Regions from separate parts of the Homo sapiens genome. Here all the other regions are linked to region 2. Evidence: read pairs that join two places in POLR2A ChIA-PET (ENCODE). Cell type or tissue: HepG2. All regions are shown on one strand. Links, peaks and the distances in the headings refer to the core of each region. The heading gives the core; the rest is flanking DNA. Region 1 overlaps LOC124901106 (a long non-coding RNA gene). Region 2 holds the start of LOC124901211 (small nucleolar RNA U13). Region 3 overlaps PDGFRB (platelet derived growth factor receptor beta).

Region 1 (10,221 bases), core at 3,142-8,141, 110 kb before region 2:
CAGTGGGGTAATCTTGGCTTACTGCAACCTCCTTGCCTCCCTGGCTCAAGCAATCCTCCCACCTCAGCCTCCCAAGTAGCTGGGAGCACAGGCATGCAGAGCCACACCTGGCTTTTTTTTTGGGGGGGTGGTGGGTATTTTTAATAGAGACAGGGTCTCGCCATGTTGCCCGGGCTGGTCTCAAACTGTTGACCTCATGATCCTACCACCTTGACCTCCCAAAGTTCTGGGATTGCCGACGTGAGCCACAACGCCCAGCCTGAATCTGGCTTTGGACCTAAACTCCAGTTTAGAGTCAATACAGGGGGTAGAAGAACAAGTTAAATAACACCATGAAGAAACAATCAGATATATCCAGGGACAGCCTATAAGATAACACCTGCTGCCAGGCACGGCGGCTCACGCCTGTAATCCTAGCACTTTGGGAGGCCGAGGTGGGCGGATTGCCTGAGCTCAGGAGTTCGAGACCAGCCTGGGCAACACAGTGAAACCCCGTCCCTACTAAAATACAAAAAATTAGCCGGGCATGGCAGTGTGCACCTGTAGTCCCAGCTACTCAGGAGACTGAGGCAGGAGAGTTGCTTGAACCCGAGAGGTGAGGTTGCAGTGAGCCGAGATCGCGCCACTGCACTCCAGCCTCGGTGACAGAGCGAGACTCCGTCTCCAAAAAAAAAAGATAACACCTGCATTCTCCAAAGAATCAATGTCACAAAAAAAGGTGTATGTGTGTAGATACATGGGGATCTGTATTTTAAAGGATTTAAAAAACAATAAACCAAATGCAATTTGTAAATCTTTGTAAGATGTACGATTTGAAAAAAACAAGTATAAAAGATTTTTTTTTTTTTTTTGAGACGGAGTCTGGCTCTGTCGCCCAGGCTGGAGTGCAGTGGCGCAATCTCAGCTCACTGCAAGCTCCGCCTCCCAGGTTCACGCCATTCTCCTGCCTCAGCCTCCCGAGCAGCTGGGACTACAGGCGCCCGCCACTACGCCCGGCTAATTTTTGTATTTTTAGTAGACACAGGGTTTCACCGTGTTAGCCAGGATGGTCTCGATCTCCTGACCTCATGATCCGCCCGCCTCGGCCTCCCAAAGTGCTGGGACTACAGGCTTGAGCCGCCGCGCCCGGCCGTAAAGATTTTTTTAAAAGCAGGGAAATTTGAATATCAGATGGACATTTGGAAATTGTTATTGATCTTCTTAGGTATGATAATGAAGTTTTAGTCTGGTAGGAGAATTTTTTTAGGAGATGAGGCTGAAGTACTTGGAGGTAACATGACATGATGTTTGAACTTATTTTCACATTGTTTAGAGAAGAGAGAGAGAGTGGCCGGGTGTGGTGGCTCATACCTGTAATTTCAACACTTTCGGAAGCTGAGGTGGGAGGATTGCTTGGGAAGGCAGCTTGAGGCCAGGAGTTTAAGACTAGTCTAGGCAATATAGAGAGACCTTGCCTCTTAAATTTTTTTTTTTAATTAGCCAGGCATAGTAGTGCGTGCCTGTAGTCCTAGCTACTCAGGAGGCTGAGGCAGGAGGATCGCTGGAGCCCAGGAGTTCGAGGTTGCAGTGAGCTGTGTTCATGCCATGGCACTCCAGCCTGGGTGACAGAGCAAAACTCTCTCTCAAAAATAGAAATAAAGGCCAGATGCAGTGGCTCACATTTGTAATCCCAGCACATGGGGAGCCCAAGGCAGAAGGATTGCTTGAGCCTAGGAGTTCAAGACCAGCCTGGGCAACATAGTGAGACTCCATCTCCACAAAATTTTTTTTTTATTATCTAGGCCTGGTGGCAAACAACTGTAGTCCCAGCTACTCAAGAGGCTGAGATGGGAGGATGGCTTGAGCCCAGGAGATGGAGGCTGCAGTGAGCCGTGATCACACTACTGCACTCCAGCCTGGGTAACAGAGACCCTGTTTCAAAAAACTAAAAATAAAGACCTAGGCATGGTGGTTCATGCTGTAATTCTAGCACTTTGGGAGATCAAGGCAGGCAGATCACTTGAGCTCAGGAGCTTGAGACCAGCCTGCGCCACATGGTGAAACATCATCTCTACAAAAAATAAGCCAGATGTGGTAGCACGTGCCTGTAGTCCCAGCTCCTTGGGGAACTGAGGCAGAAGAATTGCTTGATCCCAGGAAGTCAAGGCTGCAGTGAGCCAAGATCATGCCACTGCACTCCAGCCTGGGTGACAAAGTGAGACCGTGTCTCAAAAAATAATAATAAATAAAATTAAAAGTAAGAGGTCAGACACAGTGGCTCACATCTGTAGTTACAACCCTTTGGAAGGCTAAGATGGGAGGATCCCTTGAGCCTAGGAGTTCAAGACAAGCCTGGGCAACATGGAAAGACCCCATCTCTACAAAAAATGTTAAAAAAAAAAAAAAAAAAAGAAAGAAAAAAGAAAAAATGAAAATAAAAAATTCACCGGGCATGGTGGCATGTACCTGTGGTCCCAGCTACTTGGGAGGCTGAGGTGGGAGGATCACTTAGCCCAGGAGATTGAGGCTGCAGTGAGCTGTGTTGTGCCACTGCATTTCATTCAGCCTTGGTGACAGGAGAAGACCCTGTCTCCAAAAAAAAAAATAAAACAAAATAATAAAATAAAACACAGAGAGAGAAGTGAAATTGATAGTAGTTGAAGCTAAGTGGTGGGTATCTGATCAATTTTTCTGTATGTTAAATTTTTTCTTAATAAATGGTTAGAAAAAATTTTAAGTCAATTATGTACAAACTCAGTTTCCTTTGTACAGGAATTGTCCTCACTGCCAAGAAGACATTGTTCATTCCCATTGTGGTTATATTGACAACTGGGGGACAATGGGCTCTTTTACAGCATAGGCACATAATGTGTGTGTGGTTTTTTTTTTTTGAGAGAGAGTTTCGCTCTTGTTGCCCAGGCTGGAGTGCAATGGCGCGATCTCGGCTCGCCGCAACCTCTGCCTCCTGGGTTCAAGCGATTCTCCTGCCTCAGCCTCCCAGCCTGTAGCTGGGATTACAGGCATGCGCCGCCCCCGCCCAGCTAATTTTGTATTTTTAGTAGAGATGGGTTTCTCCATGTTGGTCAGGCTGGTCTTGAACTCCTGACCTCAGGTGATCTGCCCATCTCAGCCTCCCAACATGCTGGGATTACATTATGGTCCCCCATGCCTGGCCCATAATGTGTGTTTTAATCCTCATCAAAATGTCTCAGTACTTTATGAGAAGTTTTCTATTTTGTTTTTCAGTTTTGTGTTTTTTTGTTTTGTTTTGTTTTGTTTTTGTTTTGTTTTATGGAGTCTTGCTCTGTCACCCAGGCTGGAGTGCAGTGGCGTGATCTTGGCTCACTGCAACCTCCGCCTCCCGGGTTCAAGTGATTCTATTGCCTCAGCCTCCCAAGTATCTGGGATTATAGGTGCCCACCACCATGCCTGGATAATTTTTTTTTTTCCATAGAGATGGAGTTTCACCATGTTGGCCAGGCTGGTCTTGAACTCTTGACCTCAAGTGATCCGCCCACCTCAGCCTCCCAAAGTGCTGGGATTACAGACATGAGACTCTGCCAGTTTTCTATTTTCATAGGAAAAAAATTCTAAGTCAAACCACTTACCAGATGTATGATTTTTAGCAAGTTACTTAAATCCTTTGTGCCTCAGTTTCCTCACCTGTAAAATGGGCATGCTAATAGAACCCATCTCATTGGGTTGCGAAAGGATTGAGTGAAGTAATACACACATGGCTGGCATAGAGACAGCGTGCAATACATGTCAGAGAGTTCAGCAATATGTTCTTTTCCATAAACCTGTTCATTCTGAATCTGGGACCCTGTGCATGTTCAGAGATTTGGAGCTGCTCAACAGAGCCAGAGGGAGCCTCATCCTCCCTCTCTGGACTTTCCTGGGGGTCTCATCTCGGGAGTCTCATCCCTGGTGTCACCCCTGAGCTAGTCTGAGTGACTCTCTAAGATGCCTGCCCTCTTTTGGTCTGGACACTCCAGGCCCCAGAGGTGTGAGTTCCTACCAGTTCACCCTGGGTGAGCCGGGCAGGTGGAGTCTCCTGAGACCTCCCCTTCCCCATTCTCCTTCTTGGTCCCTGAGTCCCTGATGAGCTGCCTCAAGAAGCAGGCAGGCAGTGTGCACCCAGCCCTGCCCACCAGCCCACATGGCCCAGCCCACCCATCTTGTGTGGGGCCTCTTGGACCCCAGTACACCTTGGCCACGAATAAGGGGCTGGAAAGGGGGCTGTTTGTGTGGAGGGAGCAGGCCTGGGCTCTAGTCCTATACCTTCCATATGTGCCCCAGGCAAGTATACATCATCCCTTCTCTCACTTGTTCAGCAGTTATTTATTGAATACTTTATGCCAGGCACTGTTCTAGGAGCTTGGGATACATGGATGAACAAGGCAGACAAGTATCCCCATCCGTATGGAGTTTACATTCCAGGGGCAGGAGACAGGTCAGTAAATTATACTTTTGTTAGAGAGTGGTAAGTGCTATGGAGGAAAGGAAAGTTGTTTCTGGAGATGCAGGGTTGGGGGCAGGTTGTAGTCTTTGATAGGGTGTTGGGATGGGCCTCATTGACAAGGTGAGATTTGAGCATAGGCCTGAAGGAGGGGAGGAAGTTCACCAAGCCCACAACCGGGCAGAAATCACAGCCAGAGCAGAGGTCCCATGGTGGGAATGTGTCCGGCCTGGTTGACGAACCACAAGGAGGCCAGCATTGCTGGGGTGGAGCGACTGAGAGGAAAAGGGAGAGGGAGGGACAGACGGGAGGTCACGAGGTGTGCAGCCAGATCCTGCAGCCACCCACTGGACTTTGGCTTTATGCCGAGTGAAGCCGGGAGCCGTGGGAAGGCTCTGAGCAGAGGAGTCGCCTCCTGACTCTTGCTGTGAAAGGGTGGCTAGGGCTGCTGCGTGGGGGATCTGTACAAGATGGGCAGATCATCCCCGTGCCTCATGGGCTGCTGTGAAGGTCACGGGGGGACACTGGACAAGGAAATGCTTAGAAACAAAAGGCCCTGACTGTGGTTACAGGGCTTCCAGGAGAGAGAGCTGAGTGGCTCTGCTCACAACCGTCTTATTGAAGGGTCAGTGGAGCTCAGGAGAGGGTTATAATTTGCCCAGGGTCATATGTTCTACAACCAATTCAAGATCGGGGACTTCCCACTCTTCTCCCAGGGCAAATACCATCTGGCAGGTGGCTAAGTAGTGCAGCCTTTGGACCTGTGATGGCTGTAGTGCGGCTGACGGGGACTGAGTCCTCCCTTGAAAATCCATTCACTCCACAAATATTTGTTAAGTGCCGGTTATGGGCCAGGCACTGATCTGGACTAGAAGCTGGGACCTAGAGATATTGGGAGACACCTGGCAAGGGCTAAGTCCTGGTCTCTGGTGGGGCTGGTTTCTGGTGGGGCTGGTCTCTGGTGGGGTTGGTCTGTCTCTGGTGGGTTTGGTCTGTCTCTGGTGGGGTTGGTCTCGTCTGGTGGGGTTTGGTCTCTGGTGGGGCTGGTCTCTGGTGTGGTTGGTCTCTGGTGGGGTTGGTCTGTCTCTGGTGGGGTTGGTCTGTCTCTGGTGGGGTTGGTCTCTGGTGGGGTTTGGTCTCTGGTGGGGTTGGTCTGTCTCGGGGCTGGTCTCTGGTGGGGTTGGGCTCTGGTGGGGTTGGGCTCTGCTGGCGCTGGTCTCTGGTGCGGTTGGTCTGTCTCTAGTGCGGTTGGTCTGTCTTTGGTGGGGTTTGGTCTCTGGTGGGGTTGGTCTCTAGTGGGGTTGGTCTCTGGTGGGGTTGGGCTCTGGTGGGGTTGGTCTCTGGTAGGGCTGGTCTCTGGTGGGGTTGGTCTGTCTCTGGTGGGGTTGGTCTCTGGTGGGGTTTGGTCTCTGGTGGGGCTGGTCTCTGGTGGGGTTGGTCTCTGGTGGGGTTGATCTCTGGAGGAGTTGGTCTCTGGTGGGGCTCAGTCGGTCTGTGCAGGAGTCAAGTGTTAGAGGCCACACTACTGAAGGCTGGTGTTGGACTTAGGGTCAAGAGTCCATCTGGGGCTGGGGTCAGGTCACAGCTGGAGTCAGGCAGCCCAGTCAAGAGGCTGTGGAAAGTCAAGCTGGAGAGGCAAGGCCTGCTGGGGGCTGTGGAGGTCAGGAGAAGGCCACACACCACGGGCCAGACTGTGTATGGTAGGGGTGGGACCAAGGTGCCACTGAGCTTTTACGTTTAGGTGGCAAAGAAGATGATGTCATTCATAAAAGCAGGAAGGCATTAGTTCATTTGAGGAACAGAAAGAGTGCAGTGCATCTGATGAGCGGGGAGAGGCGTTTCAGATGAAGAGACAGGCTGGGACCAGGTCATGTAGCCTGGTAGTCTCTTGGGGAATTATTCCAAGAACAATGGGAAGCCCTCAGAGGGCCAGGCAGGAGGTTCTGGGTCTGGTTTGTCTTTGAAAATTATGCGTAGCACACAGATTTAAGGGGGCCGGAGGCCAGGCATGGTGGCTCACGCCTGTAATCCCAGCACTTTGGGAGGCGGAGGAGGGCAGATCATGAGGTCGGGAGTTCGAGACCAGCCTGGCCAACATGGTGAAACCCCATCTCTACTAAAAATACAAAAATTAGCCCGGCATGGTGGTGCACATCTGTAATCCCAGCTACTTGGGAGGCTGACGCAGGAGAATTGCTTGAACCCATGAGGCGGAGGTTGCGGTGAGCAGAGACCACGCCATTGCACTCCAGGCTGGGTGACAAGAGCAAGACTCCCTCTCAAAAAAAAAAAGCAGGGAGGGTGGCTGGGGGGCAGGAATGGGACCAGGAGACCAGTGACGGGCCAAAGTAGTTTAGAGATGGTGGTGACTTTGAGTGGTGGTGGAGAAGAAGAAGGGGGCAGATTCCATAGCTGTCTTGAAGGCAGAAGTGTCAGGATTTGCCGTGGGAGGAAGGGAGAAGGAGGTGAAGGTAGTGCCCAGGCTTGGGGCTGCGCAAGGCATGGTGCTGGCCTCCACTGAGATGGGGAGATGGAGAACACCTTCTGGAGTAGGTAGAAACCAGTTTTGTTCTGGCTGTCTTCTGCTGTGGCACTCATCTGTAGCCACCAAGTAGGTGGCTGAGGATGCACACTGAAACTTCCTAAAGAGAGAAACGAACATGTACCTTTGTGGGTTATCAACGTGCCCCCATACTTAAGAGTGTGGGGCCGGGCGTGGTGGCTCACGCCTGTAATCCCAGCACTTTGGGAGGCCGTGGCGGGTGGATCACGAGGTCAGGAGATGGAGACCATCCTGGCTAACATGGTGAAACCCCGTCTTTACTAAAAAATACAAAAAATTAGCCAGGCATGGCGGCACGAGCCTGTAGTCCCAGCTAGTCGGGAGGCTGAGGCAGGAGAATGGCGTGAACCCGGGAGGCGGAGCTTACAGTGAGCCGAGATCGCACCACTGCACTCCAGCCTGGGCAACAGAGCCAGACTCCGTCTCAAAAAAAAAAAAAAAAAAAAAAAGAGTGTGGATGGAGGAGCAGCTCTGATCAGTGAGGAGGAGGGGCAGGGAGGTGGAAGGAAACCTGGGAGAGGGGCCACCATAGTCCCAGGAAAGACTTGAAGGACGGTGTGGTCAGCTGTGTCGGATACCGCTGAGAGGACCAGTCAGACAAGCGCAGAGGAAAGCCCGGTGGACTTGGGCACGTGAGGTCGCCGGCGAAGCTGACAAGAGCAGGCTTGTGAACTGCTTGAGGATGGGTGGAGCAGCACTGGGAGCAGCGGCAGGAGGTGAGGCAGTGGCTGGACAAGATGCAGCCCCGGGTGCGAGCATGCTTGTCCGCAGAGGGAGTGACTCCGTGGGGAGGGAGAGCCAATGATGCTGACGAGGGGAGGCAGCAAAGGAGGGGTCCAGGCCGGGTACGGTGGCTCATGCTTGTAATGCCAGCACTATGGGAGGCCGAGGCAGGAGAATCACTGGAGCCCAGGAGTTCGAGACCAGCCTAGGTAACATAGGGAAACCCTGTGTCAATCAGTCAATCAGTGAGTGGTCCTGCACAGCCCAGGCTCTCTGATTAATGCTGCCACCACAGTTCCCATCCGCTGGGTTTGAAGGGAAAGTGAAACTTCCAAATCCCACAAAGGCCCTGGCTCCTGAGCCTCACCTCTTTGATTGAGTGTAAATTATTCCCACTTGGCTTCTCATTTTATTGTCACAACAAGCCCTGTGAGTTTCAGGGGATTAAATGAGCTGCATAAGCACCAGCTGAGTGCTAGTAAGTGGCAAAGCCACGATTTGAAGCCAGGTCTGAGCTGTCTCCAGAGCACTTCCTCTCAATCCCCATGTCATACTGCTTCCCGCAGGCTTCTTACTTCGAGCAGTCTTAGGATCAGGTCACCTGCAATCTCTGTTCCCAAGGGGATGGATTAGGCAGGCAGATGGGATTCCTTCCCAATCATTGTTTCTTATGGGCAATTCCTACCTCTAGTACTTTCGAGACAAACTTAATATCAGTCCTCCAGGCTTCCTTCCTACCCAGGAATGATGCTTTTTGAGCGTTTCCTCACATGCCTGACGGTCTACTTACATGCCGCCAGAGACAGAAAGCTCACTATCTCCATGAGTAACCCATTCTAGGCAGTAGGCTTTGCATGACAGCTTAGAGTCTATGCTCTTAAGTTGCTTTGGCTGAATCTCAGTTCTGCTGCCTACTAGCATCCTGTGCTTCAGTTTCCTCACCTGTAAAATGGTAATAACAGCCTGGCACAGTGGTCCATCCCTCTAATCCCAACAATTTGGGAGGTCAAGGAAGGAGGATTGCCTTGAGCCCAGGAGTTCAAGACTAGCCTGGACAACATAGGGTGACGCCCATCTCTTAAAAACAAAAAAATTAGGCCAGGTGCAGTGGCTCACGCCTGTAATCCCAGCACTTTGGGAGGCCGAGGCGGGCAGATCACAAGGTCAGGAGATCGAGACCACGGTGAAACCCCGTCTCTACTAAAAATACAAAAAAATTAGCCGGGCGTGGTGGCGGGCGCCTGTAATCCCAGGAGCCTGAGGCAGGAGAATGGCGTGAACCTGGGAGGCGGAGCTTGCAGTGAGCCAAGATTGCGCCACTGCACTCCAGACTCCATCTCAAAAAAAATTTTTTTTTGATTAGCCAGGCATGGTGGTGTATGCCTATAGTTCTAGCTACTCTGAAAGCTAAGGCAGGAGGATCACTTGAACCTGGGAGTTCGAGGCTGCAGTGAGCCATGATCGCACCACTGCACTCCAGCCTGGGCAACAGAACAAGACCCTATCTCTGAAAAAACAAAACCAAAAGAGGCAGGCCAGGTGTGGTGGCTCACGCCTGTAATCCCACCACTTTGGGAGGCTGAGGTGAGCGGATCGCTTGAGGTCAGGAGTTCGAGACCAGCCTGGCCAACATGGTGAAACCCTGTCTCTATTAAAAATATAAAAATTAGCTGGGCAAGGTGGCAGACGCCTGTAAATACCAGCTACTTGGGAGGCTGAGGCAGGAGAATTGCTTGAACCTGGGAGGTGGAGGTTGCTGTAAGCTGAGATGGTGCCAATGCACTCCAGCTTGGGCAACAAGAGCAAAACTCCATCTCAAAAAAAAATAGAAAAAGGTAATAATAGCAATACCTAATTCCTCACATCTCTGATAGTCTCAGGAGTTTGAGGCTGCAGTGAGCTGTGATCACACCATTGCACTCCAGCCTGGGCAACAGAGCAAGACCCTGTCTCTAAAAAAACAAAAACAAAAAGGGTAATAATAGCAGTATCTACTTCCTTACACCTCTGATGGTCTACTTGCATGCTACTTCCTACTGTGAGTATGAGAATTAAATAAGCTGCTACTTTTTTTTTTTTTTTTGAGACAGTCTCACTCTGTCACCCAGGCTGGAGTGCAACGGCATCTTGGCTCACTGCAACCTCCGCCTCCTGGGTTCTTGTGATTCTCCTGCCTCAGCCTCCTGAGTAGCTAGCACTACAGGTGTGCACCACCATGCCTGGCTAACTTTTGTATTTTTAGTAGAGACTGGGATTCACCATGTTGGCCAGGCTGGTCTCAAACTCCTGACCTCAGGTGATCCAGCCGCCTCAGCCTCCCAAAGTGCTGGGATAACAGGCGTGAGTCACCGCACCCAGCCAATAAGCTGCTACATTTAAGTTGCTTGATAAGTGCTTAATAAATTTCAGCTGTATAACATCGTCAGTCTAGTTAGTGCTATTTTCCCTAATGTCGCACCACAGCTTGCCTCCCTGTAACTTCCATACTTTAGGTCTA
Region 2 (5,000 bases), core at 1-5,000:
TGGAATTGGTGACAGTCTCATAGTTCAGACCAGGAGTCCACAAACCGTGACTCATGGGCCAAAACCAGCCTGAGACCTGTTTTTGTAAAGAACGTTTTATTGGCAGACAGCCACGCTCATTCTTGTATCTACTGTCTATAGCTGCTTTCATGCTATGACGGCAGAGTCGAGTAGTTGCAATGGAAACTTCCATGCCCCAAACCTAAAATATTTACTAAACACTTACCAAAAGATTAATTAAACTTTATAGGAAGCGTTTCTTGACCCCCTGGTTCAGACGCAGCTTGTCCAGTTAAATTCAACAAGTGCTTATGAGTTCCTGTTACGTGCTAAGGGGCATTTTGCGAGCTCTTTGGGGGACATGAAACTGACCAGAAGTGGAGCCTGCCTGTCAGTGGCTCAGTGTCTGGGGGTGGGGATGTGACAAGGACACATGTAGCATGTAGGTATCATGCCCATTGGGCTGTAAGGGCCACATATCCATGTGCAGTGGGAGTCCACTGACTGGGTTCTGGGGCGCCCCACACATCCCTTCCACTGTTGTTTTAGGACCCCTGCGAGGACAAACGTCACAAAGACATCTGGTCCAAGGAGAAGACGTGTGACCGCTTCCCAAAGCTCCTCATCATCGGCCCCCAGAAAACAGGCAGGTCTCTCTGCTCTTGACCGAGCTTCCCCAACTGCCTGCTGTCTCAGCCACAGAATTCTGAGGACTGCCTTGCCCTGGCCCCACTCCCGGATAATTTGCTCCCTCTTTCCCAGGAAGTAGGAATGAAGTTGGGGTGAACACAAATTGCCTGTCAGTATGGAGGGGAAAGAGGTGGAGGAGGGGCCTGGAGTTCTCCTATTTATCCTGAACCATAGCCTCAGGGAGCTCTCCCTGCATTATCCTGGGAGTCTCCAAGTCCAGTCAGAGAAGCCCAGATCAGTTGCTCTGCTAGTTTGAGTAATGCCAAGCAAAACTGGTACAAAGAGGACTGTGATCAATTAGCTATGTCTGCCAGAGGTGCAGTAGGGAGAAGCAGTGACATGATTGCTAAGCATTTGTCATCCATACAACCCTGCAAGGCACAAATGGGCACTCCCATTTTGTAGACAGAAACTCAAGGTTCAGAGAAGTCAAGTGACTTCCCTTAACACATTCAGTTAGGCAATGGCAATTCCAGGCCTGAACTCTGATCTCTGTGACCCTGAAACATATACTCTTAATTGCCAAACTCTATAGCCTCCTTCTCTTCTGGGCTCTCTCATTATAGCATGTAAACCATAGACTTATACCACAGAAAGTGAATGAACTCACTGAGGAGGAGGTAGGGCAGGGTGCATGAGTGAGCAGAGGGTATTGGGAAGAAGAGACATAGGAACAAGATTTCTTAGTTCTTTAAGAATTTCACATTAACAGAACTGCAGGGTGACAAACTCCCTTTTCCCTGAGCTCCTACCAAGTGCCAGAGGACAGAGGCCCAGAGCTGGAAAGGACCAGCTCTTCTGGGATGCTGAGGGGACAGCAGTCAGTTAAACATGGCTACCAGAGTGCAGTGGTGAGGCAGATTCTGAGGCCACGTCCTCGTTTAGTGAAGAGTGCTGTGATAGATTAGCGATGTCCGTAGTAGGTACAGGAGTTGCGGTGTTCACATGCATGCCATATATTTGCCACCCTGGATTTAGTAATTCCTTCATTGCACAGATGAAGAAGCTAAGACCAGAGAAAGGCAGAGACCTTCCCAGGAGCCCCCAGTGGGTCGTGGGGAGCTAGGCCCAGAACCCAGACTCTATCTTTTGGCTGGGGGCTGGGCCCTGGGTCTCAGGTGTCTACCCTCCCCACAGGCACCACTGCCCTCTACCTGTTCCTGGGCATGCACCCTGACCTAAGCAGCAACTACCCCAGCTCTGAGACCTTTGAGGAGATCCAGTTTTTTAATGGCCACAACTATCACAAAGGCATCGACTGGTGAGTTGGCCTTTCTGTCCACAGCGGGACGGGAAGGCCATCCTGGGGCCTCCCAGGAGTCTGCTGTGGCCACAGCAGGAAGCAGCTGGAGCTTGCTCACACACAGCTGTCATTCCTGTAAACAGGGACAAAGTGCAGTGACCCTTGAATCATGGTGTGACAGCGTTGTCATAGACAGGACACTCGATGAGGAGGCCCTTTGCCCCTTTGCTCTACCGCCTGTAGTCAGACGCTGAGGTCGAAGTCCACCCCTCCCTTGCTTGCAGAGAAACATCCTGAGTCTTGGGGAGGAGAAGGGTTTGCCCAGGGTCCCAAGGTCGGAAATCCAAATGTTCTGGCTCTCCTCACTGCGTGTGGCTGACTGTGAAGCAGAGGTGTTCTTGTGGGCCCTTCAGGGACAGGTCGCTGGTCTTTGGGCGTCACTTGGGGAAGTCATTAAGATTGCCACTTCCCACCAGAGCCTGCAGAGGTTACCTTTGTAGAGGTTCCCAGCAGAGGGTCCTAGTAGAGGTTCCCTTAAGGGTGTGGGGGCCAGAGCAGAGATGGTTTTACTCTCCACCTTTTCAGTTGGCATCTTTCTCTATTTGCCTTTTTTCTTTCTTTTTAAAAAATGTTTCATGTCAGGTAGGTAATGTGCTGAGATCATAACAAGGTTCGAGGTGGGTACACCTCACACGTGTGTGAACACCCAATCATCACGTGCATGGACTGCAAAGTTTGCCTTTTTAAACCTTGTCCATGTATTACCATTATTTATTATTTTTATGTCAGTGGGTTCCCTGGGTGGAGAGGTTATGGGCCTTCTGTCTTTCTTTTTTTTTTTTTTGAGATGGAATCTCGCTCTGTCACCCAGGCTGCAGTGCAGTGGCGCGATCTCGGCTTACTGCAACCTCTGCTTCCCGGGTTCAAGTGATTCTCCTGCTTCAGCCTCCCAAGTAGCTGGGACTACAGGTGCCCGCCACCATGCCTGGCTAATTTTTGTATTTTTAGTAGAGACGAGGTTTTGCCATGTTGGTCAGGCTGGTCTTGAACTCCTGACCTCGTGATCTGCCCGCCTCGGCCTCCCAAAGTGCTGGGATTACGGCGTGCGCCACTGCGCCCGGCCCATCTACCTACATTTCTAACATCTCCACAGTCTCTTGTCTAAAATCTAGTGTGGTCAGATGAATTATTGGAAGTCAACATTTTTCAGGTTTTAGAAAGGTAATGTGGTGCGAAACCATATATTTAGTAACATCTTCAGCGACACCTGGGGCAGCACCCTGTTAGCAAATTCATTAATATGTCTGTAGCAAAGTATGTGAATATTTACACTAAGTAAGAGGAATAAGTCAGGTTTTGTTGCCAAATGGCTTTGCTACAAACCTAGGAAACAAAGCCTGTGTTTTCAAAGCTTTCTCAATTGAGATATTGTAAACAAAGGATTGTGGACATGCAAAGAAAATTCAGAAAGATGAGAGAAGACGTAATTCCTTGGCCCAATTCCCAAGAGCTTGATTTTGTAGGTAGGTCTAAAGTGGGGTGCAGGAATCCAGCAGGCCCCCAGAACGCTCTGATGAAGCACATCCTTGGGACCAGCCTGGATCAGCCCCACCTCACAGGATAGGATAGGGACCCTGTACCCTTCATGAGAGTGGACTTTGCTTCCCACAAGCCCCAGAAGTTGGACCCTGAGTTTGCATAGGTAGATTCCCCTGGGAGGGTCTGGAGTGTTCCTTTGGTTTCCAGAGGTTCCTTCATCCAGAGGTGGCCATTGCTCTGGTGGGATATGGGCATTAGTCTGGAAAGCCGTGCTCACCCACAGCAGGCTGGGGAGGGGTTGTGGGTAGCAGGAGGTCCTGGTCCACAGTGACGGCCTAGAAGGTGTTCCCCCAGGTCAGGAAAGAAAGTCCGCCCTCTGGAGGCCCCCTCTGCTCTGTGCCAGCCTCCCTGGGGCAGTCCTGGAGCCACTCTGAGCCCCAGCTCGCCCCCTAGAGGCAGAGAGAGTGACAGCCCTGGCAGTTAAGCCTGGAGCAGCTGAGGGGGCGGGATCCTAGAGTTTAGGATTGAGGGGCATTACCCCCTCCCCATGACCTGCAACTGCCGGCGCACCCACAAGTCTTCAGATCCTCCCAACTCCAGAGTCTTCTGGAAAAGGAACGAATTTGAAACAGGGAGGCTGCCAAGAGGCCATTCCCCTCCAGAATCCCCACTGGAGGCAAGTCCTTGTTTGGTTGGGAGCAAAGCTTCCCACTTGCTCTCTGAGGACATTCTACCCCAGTGCCTCGCCCTTGTGCTGCATTCCCTTAGCCCCCTCCTCATGAGTTTTGTCTGTGAGCCGCCTCTCTGGGCTTCCTGCAGGTACATGGAGTTCTTCCCCATCCCTTCCAACACCACCTCCGACTTCTACTTTGAGAAAAGCGCCAACTACTTTGATTCAGAAGTGGCGCCCCGGCGGGCAGCAGCCCTCTTGCCCAAAGCCAAGGTCCTGACCATCCTCATCAACCCCGCGGACCGGGCCTATTCCTGGTACCAGGTGAGTGGGGCTGGGGTGGAGTCCCTGTGTCGGGAACACAGGGCTCCGTCTGACACTCAGTTACTCACTCACTCAACAGATATTATTAGTAAGCACCTACTGTGTGCCAGCCCTGAGCCAGGCGCCTGGAGCGTGGTGATGGCTGAGAATAGAGTCCTTGGTGGAGGAGACAGGCGGAAATGGAAAGCCAGCCACCAGTTGACTGTCCACCTGCCTAGTGTCATGCGGGGTCCTGCCTCTACTTCTGACACTGACAAGAGGTGGAGGCTGGTTACGCCTAGAGGAAGCTTAGATTTGGTGAACAGCAATGCAGGATCATACTGACTATAGCTTCCTCGCTGGACACGGGTGGGAGTGGGAGCTCATGGAAGGACAAGACACAAGACTGCCATTCACAGTGGAGAAGGCAGGCACCTGACCAAGTGAGGCAGTTACCTGGGCTGTGATACATGGAGAGGGTGTGGATCCAAGCCCCTATCTGGGGCATGTATGAACCAGAGCTGTCTTTTTTTTTTTTTTTTTTTTTTTTGAGAC
Region 3 (10,221 bases), core at 1,376-6,375, 410 kb before region 2:
ATTGCAGGTGTAGGTCCCCGAGTCTTCTAACTCGGCACTGGGGATGTGCAGGATGGAGCGGATGTGGTAAGGCATATCCAAGAGGAAGTCAGTCACCGGCTCCACCAGCCGCCCACTCTGCAGCAACAGGTTGGGCAGGCCCCCCAAATCAGGAGGGGCCGGGGAGAAATCAGCCTGCAAGCCAGATATCCACCCGTTCCTGGCCCCTCCTCCGACCCCTGCCTGGCCCCACATTACTTCTTTGCGGGGGTATGTCCACTCGAAGTTGACCACCTCATTCCCGATCACAATGCACATGAGGGTGATGTTCTCACCCTGGCGGACCACAGTCTGCACTGCGTTCACAGAGACGTTGATGGATGACACTGGTAGAGAGAGATTGGCTTAGGTCTGGGGAAGTCACCACCAGCCACTAGCACTTCAGCTTGGGGATAGGGTAGGGGGCTAGAGAGGGAAAGGATGACTGATGTAGAAGATTCATTCATTCAACAAATATTTACTGAATACCTACTACATGCCAAGTACTATTCTGGACACTGGAGCAACAGTAGTGAACAAAGTGGACAAAATCTCTGTTCTTATGGAGCTGACGTTCTAGAAGGGATAACAGTCTGGAAATCAAAGTACCCTCTGGAGATCTATGTACAGGAGAAATGTATTGAGCACATAACATGTGCCAGGTACTCTCCATCTTTTATTTAATCTTCACAATTGATCCTATGAGGTAGGCAGCCATTGTTATCCCCACGTTACAAGAGGGGAAGCAGGCTCAGAGAGATTATGTGCTTTGTGTAAAGTCACTCAGACAGGAAATAGCAAAGCTGGGATTTCGACCCAGCTGGCTCTGAAGCTTGTGCCCTCACCGACCATGTTGCACAGGCCAGCTCTGCCACTATCGAATTCTGCGACAGGGGACAAGCTCCATCCTCTCTCTGCGCCTGAGTTTCCCTCTTCTGTAACATGGGGAAAACACTATCTTCCTTCGAAGGCTGTGGTGAGAATCCACTGGGAAGTGGAGTCCCACACTTTGTAAACTGTAAAGGGCTATTCCTCTGTGGAGGGTTATACTTGCCTCTGCTGAGCATCAGGCCAGAAAGGGGGCTCACCCTGGAGTCTGTAGACATAGTAGGCATCAGAATCCACCTCCCTGTCCCCAATGGTGGTTTTGCAGATGTAGCTTCTGTCCTCAAAGATACCAGAAAAGCCACGTTGGTGATCATAGGGGACAGGCAGTGCAACGTCCCCTTTCTTCTCGTGCAGTGTCACCACCAGCTGTGGGTCTGTTACTCGGCATGGAATGGTGATCTCAGTTATTTCCGTGAGAAAGATGAATAGTTCCTCGGCATCATTAGGGAGGAAGCCCACGGTGGGATCTGCCAGGAGTGGAGCCGTGAATAAATCAGGGGAACTGGGTTTCTGGCCATCCCCTGAATTGCTGTGTGGCAAGTCATTTGCCATCTCTGGCCCTCTGTCTCCCCGTTACAGAATAGGGATGCTCCCAGAAGAGCATAAATCAAATGTTAGAGCTGGTCCCTTCCAGCTCTAATGTTTGATATTGACAGTGCCAGGGTAAGAAAGAAGGCAAGTCACAAGTTGAAATGCAGCTGATATCTGGAGCTTGGAGAATGGGGAAGAAGGGATGTGGGGTCAAGAGGGAGCAGATTGGAAGCAGCTGAGAATATAGAGTTCTTGGGAGGCAGGAATAGGGTGACTGGCAGGGAGCAGGCAGATCACCCAGACCAAGGAGTGGGTGCGAACACACTCCCCGACTGAGCCAGGCTGGTTCCATGATTGTCTGCTTTTCTAGGATGGCTGCATTTCACAATAAACTAAAGCACTCTCTGGACTTCCCCTGATGCCTCCAGTTGACAAGAGGGGTAAGGAGTGGGCACACAGGCTGGGAGCCCTTACCTGGCACAAAGATGTAGAGCCGTTTCCGCTCATCGGTCTCCAGTCCACGGGAGTCATTGTGGGTGCAAAAGTATTCTCCCGTGTCTAGCCCAGTGAGGTTGGTCAGTGTGAGCACGCTGGAGAAGGTGCCATCCTGGGCCTTGGCCATTTCCTGTGGGGGCTCCTGGGACATCCGTTCCCACACCACCGGAGCTGAACCCGAGCAGGTCAGAACGAAGGTGCTGGAGACATTGAGGACAAGCTCTGGCCCCGGGGGTGTGACGACCAGGCCCTGAGAGATCTGTGGTTCCAGAAGTAACAGGAGAGACAGCAACAGCAGCTCGCCTTTGGGAGAGGAGGTATCAGACATCAGGAAACAGGGGCTTCAGCACCTCTCCCAAGGCTGAGCCTGCGAGGAGGCCACGTATGCACAGCCCTCAGGTCCTTGAGGAGCACAGCTCCTTTATCCGACAGACTGGGGCTCTCCAGCCATGGCTCTGAGGACCGCTCGCCCAGCTCCAAGGCCCCAGGGATTCCTCTGGACTGCCTCTGTCAGTCCCGTTAGACCCCAGCCTCTGAGTCCTTCAGCAGTGCCATGTGTAGGCAGTAGGCACCAGAAGGGGCCAGGAAATCCTCGGGAAGCAATTCCCTGGCCTCCAGTTCCTGCATTGCTTCCCAGGTCACTTTCTGAGCCTCTTCCCTACAGCTCTCTGCCCCCTCCCCCGACTGCCCAGGTTCTGCCCAAGGCCCAGAGGTGGCTCTGGGTGGGAGAGAGATGGGAGGGAGGGGCTTAGGTAGCTCAGAGGGGGGCCAGAAAAGATGCTGAGGCCCTTTTGGGCTGGAGGGAACTGGGGTTGGGGGTGTGTGTGTGTCAAGTGATTGGTCCCCCTCCACGACATCCCCTGGAGAAGGATTTTTCAGGCCACGCCCTCCATGCCCCCTGGTGATACAGATCAGGAGGGGAGGTGGGCGGTCAGGCAGCCAGTCCATCTTATGGCCAGCTGCCGGGCAGGCTGCTGGCTGGTCATTAATTGCTGGGTCAGTCGCTCAGCCCCTGCAGAGCTGAAGACATGTTAACGGGCAGGAGTGAGGGGTGGGGTGTGCTGAGAAGCCCAGCAGGGACCTGGAAGCTCCCAGCCAATGAGGGGTCCAAGCCGAGTGCCACAGATCCACCAGACCGAGGATAGGAGGCCAGGGGTGTGGGCCAGAAGGTGGGATGGGGTCTGGAGGGCCAATCAAAGGATTTGAGCTGATGGTTCTGGACAAGCAGGGGCCCACTGACGCTTTCTGAGCTGAAGGGCTGGCAGCTGGAGGCCTCCACAGAGCCCACTGGAAATCCTGAAAACTAAAGCTGAAGGGCAGGGCAGTGTGCCTGGTGCTTCACGCCCTGCCACCAGCACACATCACCCCTGCCAGCTCCAGGGTTCCACTCCGCAGCCCCCCGGGTCCCCTACCTTATCTCCCATCTACCCACCTTTGAGGGCCAGAGCTGGCATCGCACCCGGAAGCCGCATGGTGTCCTGCAGAGTTAAACAGGAGTCAGGGCCCAGGGCAGGTGGAGGCAGCGACAGGGGCTATCTCACCACCTGGCTCCTGCAGAATGAGCCCCAGCTTGGGCCACCCAGCCTTCATGTCCGAGGGGCTGAAGTCAAAAGCCACCACGTCCCAAGCCTGAAAGGGCACTCATGACCACAGGCTGTCTCCTCTCCATCCCGGACTTAGCCTTGGGGTCCTGGCCTTTGCTTTGGCTCTGCTTGTGACTCTCACGTGGCCTCGGCTGCGTCCCCAGACTCTCTCTGTGCCTTAGTTTCCCTGTCTGTACAGTGAGGGAGGGGAAGTTGGGCTGGATGGTATCCAGTAGCCTACCAGCTCTGACAGCCTGTCCTCCGGGTGACAGTTCCAATACCAGGCTCTTATCTGCCAGGACAAATATTTGGGAAAGTGTGATGAAAGGGATGGGAGGAGGAGGGGGGAGGCCAGAACCCAGAGAACTCCCGCAGCTCCACAAGCACAACAGGAAATGGAGGAGGCTGTGGGCTGTGGGAAGGGAAGCCGGGGAGCCGGGGCTGTGGAATGTGGGAGGTGGGCCTGGACACCTTTACTCAGCCCAGAGCATACAGGGAGGCCCAGGGGACAGCGGCTAGGGGCTGGGCCCAGGAGAGGTCCCATCGAGCAGCCAGGCCTCACAGGTCCTTGGAGACCAGTGAAGCCAGGCTCCCCCCACCCCCACCCCCAGGGTGCAGATGGGGAAACTGAGGCTCTGAGAAGGTGAGAAGTTTACCCAAGATTCCACAGCAGAGCCTGTCTGAGAGGGAGACAGAGAGAAAGAGACCTGGAATGATAGAAGTAGAAAGAGACAAAGACACAGAGACAGAGAGGAGGTGCCCAGAGAGACAGCACCAGAGGCACTAAGAGACAGAAGCAAGGACAAAGACAGAGACAGAAGCAAGGACAAAGACAGAGACAGAAGCAAGGACAAAGACAGAGACAGAAGCAAGGACAAAGACAGAGACAGACTGAATGGGGTGGCCCTTGCTCTCCTCTATCTTGGAAGACACACCTCAGGTCCCAAGAGACCACCAGGAGCCAAGTATGCCAAGAGTCTGCCTGCAGCATTGGCAGGAAGGACGCCAGAGGACAGGGGTCGCAGAGCATGAGCTTTGGGAGGTGACGGCATGATGAGGCAACAAGGAGCCTCCTCTGGCTGTGGGGCTGCCCAGCCTGGCCTGCCTCTGAAGGCCATGCCCAGCTTGCCCCTACCTCCCCATCTCACCCCTTTTAGTTTTCAGTTTAGGTCTGCAGACCGGGTTCAGGCCCCAGCATGCCACCTCTTGTGCCATCGCTCTCCCTGTGGCCTAAGTCCCCAGCTCTGGAAGTGGATGATGGTGAGTACCTCACCTACCAGGGCTGCATTCACATGTCAGGGGTGGGACATAGGCAAGGCTCCTCCCGCCTATGGACCCCCAATCTTAGCTCTTCCCAACACCCCAAGAAACAGTCTGAGCAAATCAGCTCTTCTCCTCCCTCCTCCCTTTCAGACTGCCTGCCTGAAGGTCTCCTCGTTTCTTCCTCTCCCCTCTCTGAACTGCTCCTGACTCAAAGCCCAGCCCTTCTGACGCCCCCTCCAGCCTCTGCTCCCCACCATTCCTCTGCCCCAGCCCCTCCAGCTGGATGCCAGGCCTCCTTGGTCAGGAGGGAGCAGCGCCAAGGCGGAGCCAGCAGCCCCCACAGAGGCCCATCTGCCCCTCCGTCGGTGCCCCTCTGGCTGCCCCCTTCCTGCTAGAGATCTCAGCCAAAGAAAATCATTAGCAGAGGCTGGGGGAGGGGGTCACTTCAGCTTCCCTGCCCCTCCTCTCCCAGTCTCCCTGGCTGGCCACACTGTTTATTATTCTAAAGGAGGAATTTGGCCGGCTGGCCAGGAGAAGGGAGGTCACTGCAGCGGGGCTGGCCTGGCTCTGGAAGGCTGGGCTGGCTATGTGGGCTGGGCCTTCATGGCATGCAGCCCCCGACCCTCCTCCCATGTGGCACTCCATCCTCTCCCCTTCAGGCTCTCTTCTGCTGGGCCTGGGGCTGGGGGTGGCTTAGAGACTCTGAGCTAGGAGGTATGCTTTTTGAATGGGCAGCAGAGGCCCAGAGAAGGACAGAAGCATGCCCCAGTCACACAGCAAAAAGGCAGATTCAAGCTGTGGGGAGAGGACAGGCAGGCAGTGTGGATGCCGTAGGGAGGTTGTAGGCACCCCAGGGATCTCGGACTGGCTTTACTATGAATAGAGCAATCAGCTCCCCTCATAAGCACCCTGGGACCCACTGTGAGACTGAGCGAGTCTCCAGCCTCTCTGAACTCTGCGTCCCCATCCATATAGAGAGGTTGGCAGGTGTCATCTCAAAGAGCTGTCCCTATGGTGAAGCTCTGCCTTTCTGACAGGCCAAAGAGAAGATTCTAGTCACCACGAATCTTACCGGGGTGTTTTGAGGAGGTGGGGGCTAGTAAGCAGGAGGGGGCTACATTCCTGAGGCTAGAGTCACATAAGAATCCACCAGCCATCTCATTCCACGAAAGGAATTTCCATGACTATTCAGCCACAGACTTGCTGTGCGGGCTTTGACAAGTTGTTTCCCTCTCTGGGCCTCAGTTTCCCCATCTATACAATTAAGAGTTAGACCAAGGCTGGGCATGGTGGCTCATGCCTGTAATCCCAGCACTTTGGGAGGCCGAGCCAGGCGGATCACGAGGTTGAGAGATCGAGACCAACCTAGCCAACATGGTGAAACCCCGTCTCTACTAAAAATACAAAAATTAGCTGGACATGGTGGCAAGTGCCTGTAGTCCCAGCTACTCAGGAGGCCGAGGCAGGAGAATCGCTTGAACCCAGGAGGCGGAGGTTGCAGTGAGCTGAGATCACGCCACTACACTCCAGCCTGGTGACAGAGTGAGACTCTGTCTCAAAAAAAAAAAAAAAAGTTAGACAACAGTGTTTCAACAGTGTTTCAGGGGACTTTCCGCTGGTGACGTGGAACCCCAGGAGGTGGCAAGGAAAGAGTGGTAGGGACAAGAGGCTGGAGGGCCAGGGAGGGCAGAGAAGGGCTTAGGGCACCCAGACATGACTTCCCAGGCCATCCTGGATGACTCCCTGATACCCCACATTTTCCACCAAATGTGTTAGGCCTCTTTGTGCTTCCCAGAGGCTGTTCTGGTTCCAGCCAATCCCAGGGAGGCCCAGGCAGCTGACTTGGTGGTAGTGGGCTTGCCTGTGACAACTTCCCCTCTTTAGGAGGACTGTACTCTAGGGAAGGGCCACCTAGGACAAGCTGGATGTCACAGTCAGAGAGCAGGCACTCCCCCTATCTGCTGTACTCTCCTGCCCAGGGAGGCCTCTAGAGCAGAGAGAGGGAGGGCACCCCTAGGTGTCCCCCTTTTGCCCATGAAGAGAGTGCTATGTGCCAGGAACCCCTCCTGATTCCTCCTATTCTGGCCAGGTTGTAGGCTCAGAGGCCCAAAGTGGAGATCATGCCCAGCTCCTCACGTGACTCAGAGGGACCCCTTAGGGGAGCAGAGTGAGGACCCCAAGTCCGGGGCACAGAGTGGAACCCCAAGTTCAGGGGAGAGGAGTGGGGGGCCCCAAGTCTAGGGGAGCGGAGTAAGGACCCCAAGTCCAGGGGAGCAGACTGGGAACTCCAAGTCAAAAGGAAGCAGAGTGGGGACCCCAAGTCAAAGGAGCAGAGTAAGGACCCCAAGTCCAGGGGAGAGGAGTGGGTGCCCCAAGTCCAGGAGAGCAAGCATGCTTGGGGAGTCATTCTCAGAGCCCCAGACTTCCCTCCTCCCAGCACGTACAATTCTCCACTCCTTTCCCACCGCCTTAATCTAAATAAATCCAGCCCATCTTGGCCACATCCGCCAGCAACAGCTTCCCTCCCTCAGGGTCCTGAGGCTCCCACGACACAGGCAGGCCAGGGAGGGGGCCCTGCATTGCTGCGGGGGTTGATGGGGGGAGCCTGCACATGGTCAGCACATACACACAGCACAGATGCACAGATGCCTGCCTACGCACTTCCTCGCACACTCCTCTGAAACACATACGTATGCAAGAGGCCATGTGGGTGCCAAGCCCTCATGCAGGTACTAAACATGTACACACCCACACAAAACACATGTGCGCAGCTCCCACTGTGCCCAGCACCCGTGGAGATGCACCCGTGTGCAACAGTTCACATGTGTATGCAGCACATACAACATGCACAGAACATGTGCACATAGAACCCCAAATTCACCTGAACACACAGCCATATGCATGAACAGACAAGCCAGAAAGCCCGTGTTACTGCACCAGGAACCATTCTGAGCATTTGGCACGTATTGGCTCACTTGATTCTCCATCAACTCTATGAGGTAGATACAGTGATCATTTCCATTTTACAGTGGGGAAACTGAGGCAGAGAGCATTTAATAACTGGGCTAGGAACACAGAGCCAGAAGGGGTAGAGCAGAGATTAAAGTGAAGTGGTGTGACTCTGTGTTCTATGCCACCAGCTCCACCGCTTCTCTGACCAACGTGCATGTTTGGTTGGGTCTGGGGAGAAGGCAGTGGGGACTGAAAAAAACAGATGGATTTGAGAGTTACTTAGCTGAGAATCAACAGGACTGGGTGACTTAATATTGAGGGGCTGGAGAGGGAGGTATGCACCTCTGTATCTGGCTTGGAATACTGGGAGGCAGAAGTGTATGTGTGTGTGTGTGTACACGCGCACGTGCTGAGGGGACGATGCCATTTTCTGAGATGAGAATGAGGTCAAAGAGCAGGAGTGAGAGCTGCAACTGAGCAGGTTTAGGATAGGGAGGGTCTGTGGGCACTGAGGGGACAGTGGGATGTTCAGTCTGGAGGCCAGGAACAGGCCGGGTAGAAACAGCAGTGAGATGAGAGAGAGAGGGCCATGCTGCAGGGAGAGGGGGGTGCTGGGGGCAGGCAGTCTCAGGCCTGGGATGCTCTGAATAAACCAAATGCCTGAGGGAGGAGGAGGCCTGGCCATGGGGTTATGGGGTCAGAGTCTTGGAATGTCAGCACGCCAGAGCCCTCAGGGATCATCTATCTGATCTAACTGCCTTCCTGTGCTCCATTGTGCTCGTGGGGAAACTGAGGCTTAGGGAAGGAAAGCAAGAGGGCCCATTGTTTTGGCCTAGACAAGATGGGCTCGGGTGATCGGTGGGGCTGAAGCTCACCTGGCTGCGCAGCTCCCCGCCTCCAGCCCCTGCTAAGATGTGAGGCTGGTGGCTCAAGGCCCCAGGCTTCAGGCTATAGCTGCCCCTGCCCTCTCCACAGCACACCTCTGTCCTGCCACACATTGACCTTTGTTTCAAAGTCACATTCTCTGCACGAGCCCAGCCAGGCAGGGATTGGCGACTGAGACTCAGAGGAGGTAATTTGCTAAGTTGTTGGGAGAAGTGAGCCACAGACTCCAGTCTCCTGACCCAGTCCAGTCTTCTGTTCTCCGTACCGGGGCACTTTACAGGCCTGGGACAGACTTTGGAGGGGGGTTGGGGTGGGAAGTAAGAAGACCTGGCTCTAGTCCCGGCTGTGACACCCACTTATAGGATAGTGGTCCCCCCTATCTGCAGGGAATACATTCCAAGGCCCCAGTAGATGCCTGAAACTTTGGATAAAACCAAACCCCATACATACTATGTTCTTTTCCCTGCAAATACATACCTATTATAAAGTTTTATTTATAAATAAGGCACAGTAAGAGATGAACAACAATAATAATAAAATAGAACAATGATAAAAATATACTGTAATAAAAGTCATGTGACTGTGTTCTCTCTCTTAAAATATCTTACTGTATCGTTCACTCTTCTTGTGAAGACGTGGAATGACACGGTGCCTACGTGATAAGAGGAAGTGAGGTGATGGCGTAAGAATTGTGAAGTAGCGTTAGGCTACTACTGACCTCCAGACATTATCAGAAGGATCAGGTCATCTGCTCCAAGTGATCCTGGACCACCGAGCCATGATGGTGTTGATGGCTGGATGTCAGTAGTGGACTTTGTTGATGACTAACAGGTGGGTAGCGTATATGGACAAAGGGATGATTCACTCCTGGGCGGGACAGACAGGACAGTGCAAGATTTCATCACACTACTCAGAACAGCACAAAATTTAAAGCTTGTAAGTTGTTTATTTCTGGAATTTTCCATTTAATGTTTTTGGACCACAGTTGATCTGGGGTAACTGAAACTTCAGAAAGTGAAACTGCAGCTAAGGGTGACTACTGTACAGTCCTGACCCTCTCTGAGCCTCAGTTTCCTTATCTGTGCAAAAGGGTGGGCAAGAGTGTCTTGGGAGCACTTTCAGGGCTGACATGCTGTGGCCCTCAGGGCTCCACTCTGGGAAGGCAGCTGTGCTGAGCTGGAATGCTGGGCTCGGGGTGGGGGTGCTGGGGAGGGACCCATGTCATGACTCAGCTCAGAGAAGGCTGCCAGTTCCAGGCCTGGGAGTCTGTGGGGGCAAGAGGCATCTGGAGCCAGGGATGAAGTCCTCCCGCCAGCAGCTAAAGAGTAGGAAAGGGATAGCAGCACAGCCTGGGCCTGGCGGCAAGTCTGGTCCATGTGGCTGTCCCCAAGCAGGCTGAGATGTGGGTGTGATTGGGTCATGTGATCAGGGAGCCCCATCCTGGGAGCCAGAGAAGAGAGCAGGATCGGAGGGTGAGGAGACAGTTACAGGTGGAGGGGAGAAACTGGGGAAGTGGCCGAGGCTCCCACCCGCCCCCTTCAATCCTATGCTCGCTCCACTTCCAGTTGTTGGAGAAGGCTCAGTGCTCCACCCCTGCACCACGAAC

Evidence for each region. ChIA-PET counts read pairs that join two places held together with the same protein. Peaks named below come from ENCODE experiments on the same cell type or tissue, not always from the same donor. Only the 100,000 strongest peaks of a DNase experiment are listed, where the experiment ranks them.
Region 1: POLR2A ChIA-PET joins it to region 2 with 6 read pairs; 4 of 35 experiments call an interaction of 5 or more read pairs at or near these places.
Region 3: POLR2A ChIA-PET joins it to region 2 with 5 read pairs; 1 of 35 experiments calls an interaction of 5 or more read pairs at or near these places.

The regions. Positions count from the first base shown.
Region 1 is chr5:150,423,553-150,433,773 of GRCh38, forward strand. LOC124901106 (a long non-coding RNA gene) reads left to right here. Exons shown (of 2, transcript XR_007058994.1): 2 at 1-793. Among named protein-coding and RNA genes, the nearest start is that of CD74, 16 kb to the left of the region's middle. RefSeq lists enhancers at 4,266-4,767, 4,768-5,267, 5,906-5,955, 6,296-6,345. In HepG2, for the core only: no CTCF peak of the experiment used is centred there; DNase peaks (open chromatin) are centred at 4,749 and 5,219; H3K4me3 peaks cover 922 bases.
Region 2 is chr5:150,541,021-150,546,020 of GRCh38, forward strand. NDST1 (N-deacetylase and N-sulfotransferase 1) reads left to right here. Exons shown (of 15, transcript NM_001543.5): 9 at 550-646; 10 at 1,828-1,951; 11 at 4,292-4,466. It overlaps LOC124901211 (small nucleolar RNA U13), which reads right to left and starts at 2,669; the gene lies at 2,570-2,669. RefSeq lists an enhancer at 1,967-2,261 and silencers at 1,967-2,261, 3,904-4,023. In HepG2, for the core only: a CTCF peak has its summit at 3,892 (motif pointing left); DNase peaks (open chromatin) are centred at 101, 1,121, 2,091 and 3,891.
Region 3 is chr5:150,133,644-150,143,864 of GRCh38, forward strand. It overlaps PDGFRB (platelet derived growth factor receptor beta), which reads right to left. Exons shown (of 23, transcript NM_002609.4): 2 at 3,365-3,410; 3 at 1,912-2,235; 4 at 1,107-1,373; 5 at 238-365; 6 at 1-117. The coding sequence starts at 3,404. Among named protein-coding and RNA genes, the nearest start is that of PDGFRB, 17 kb to the right of the region's middle. RefSeq lists enhancers at 1,903-2,414, 2,415-2,924, 2,925-3,436, 3,947-4,458. In HepG2, for the core only: no CTCF peak of the experiment used is centred there; DNase peaks (open chromatin) are centred at 3,898, 4,638 and 5,258; H3K4me3 peaks cover 1,776 bases.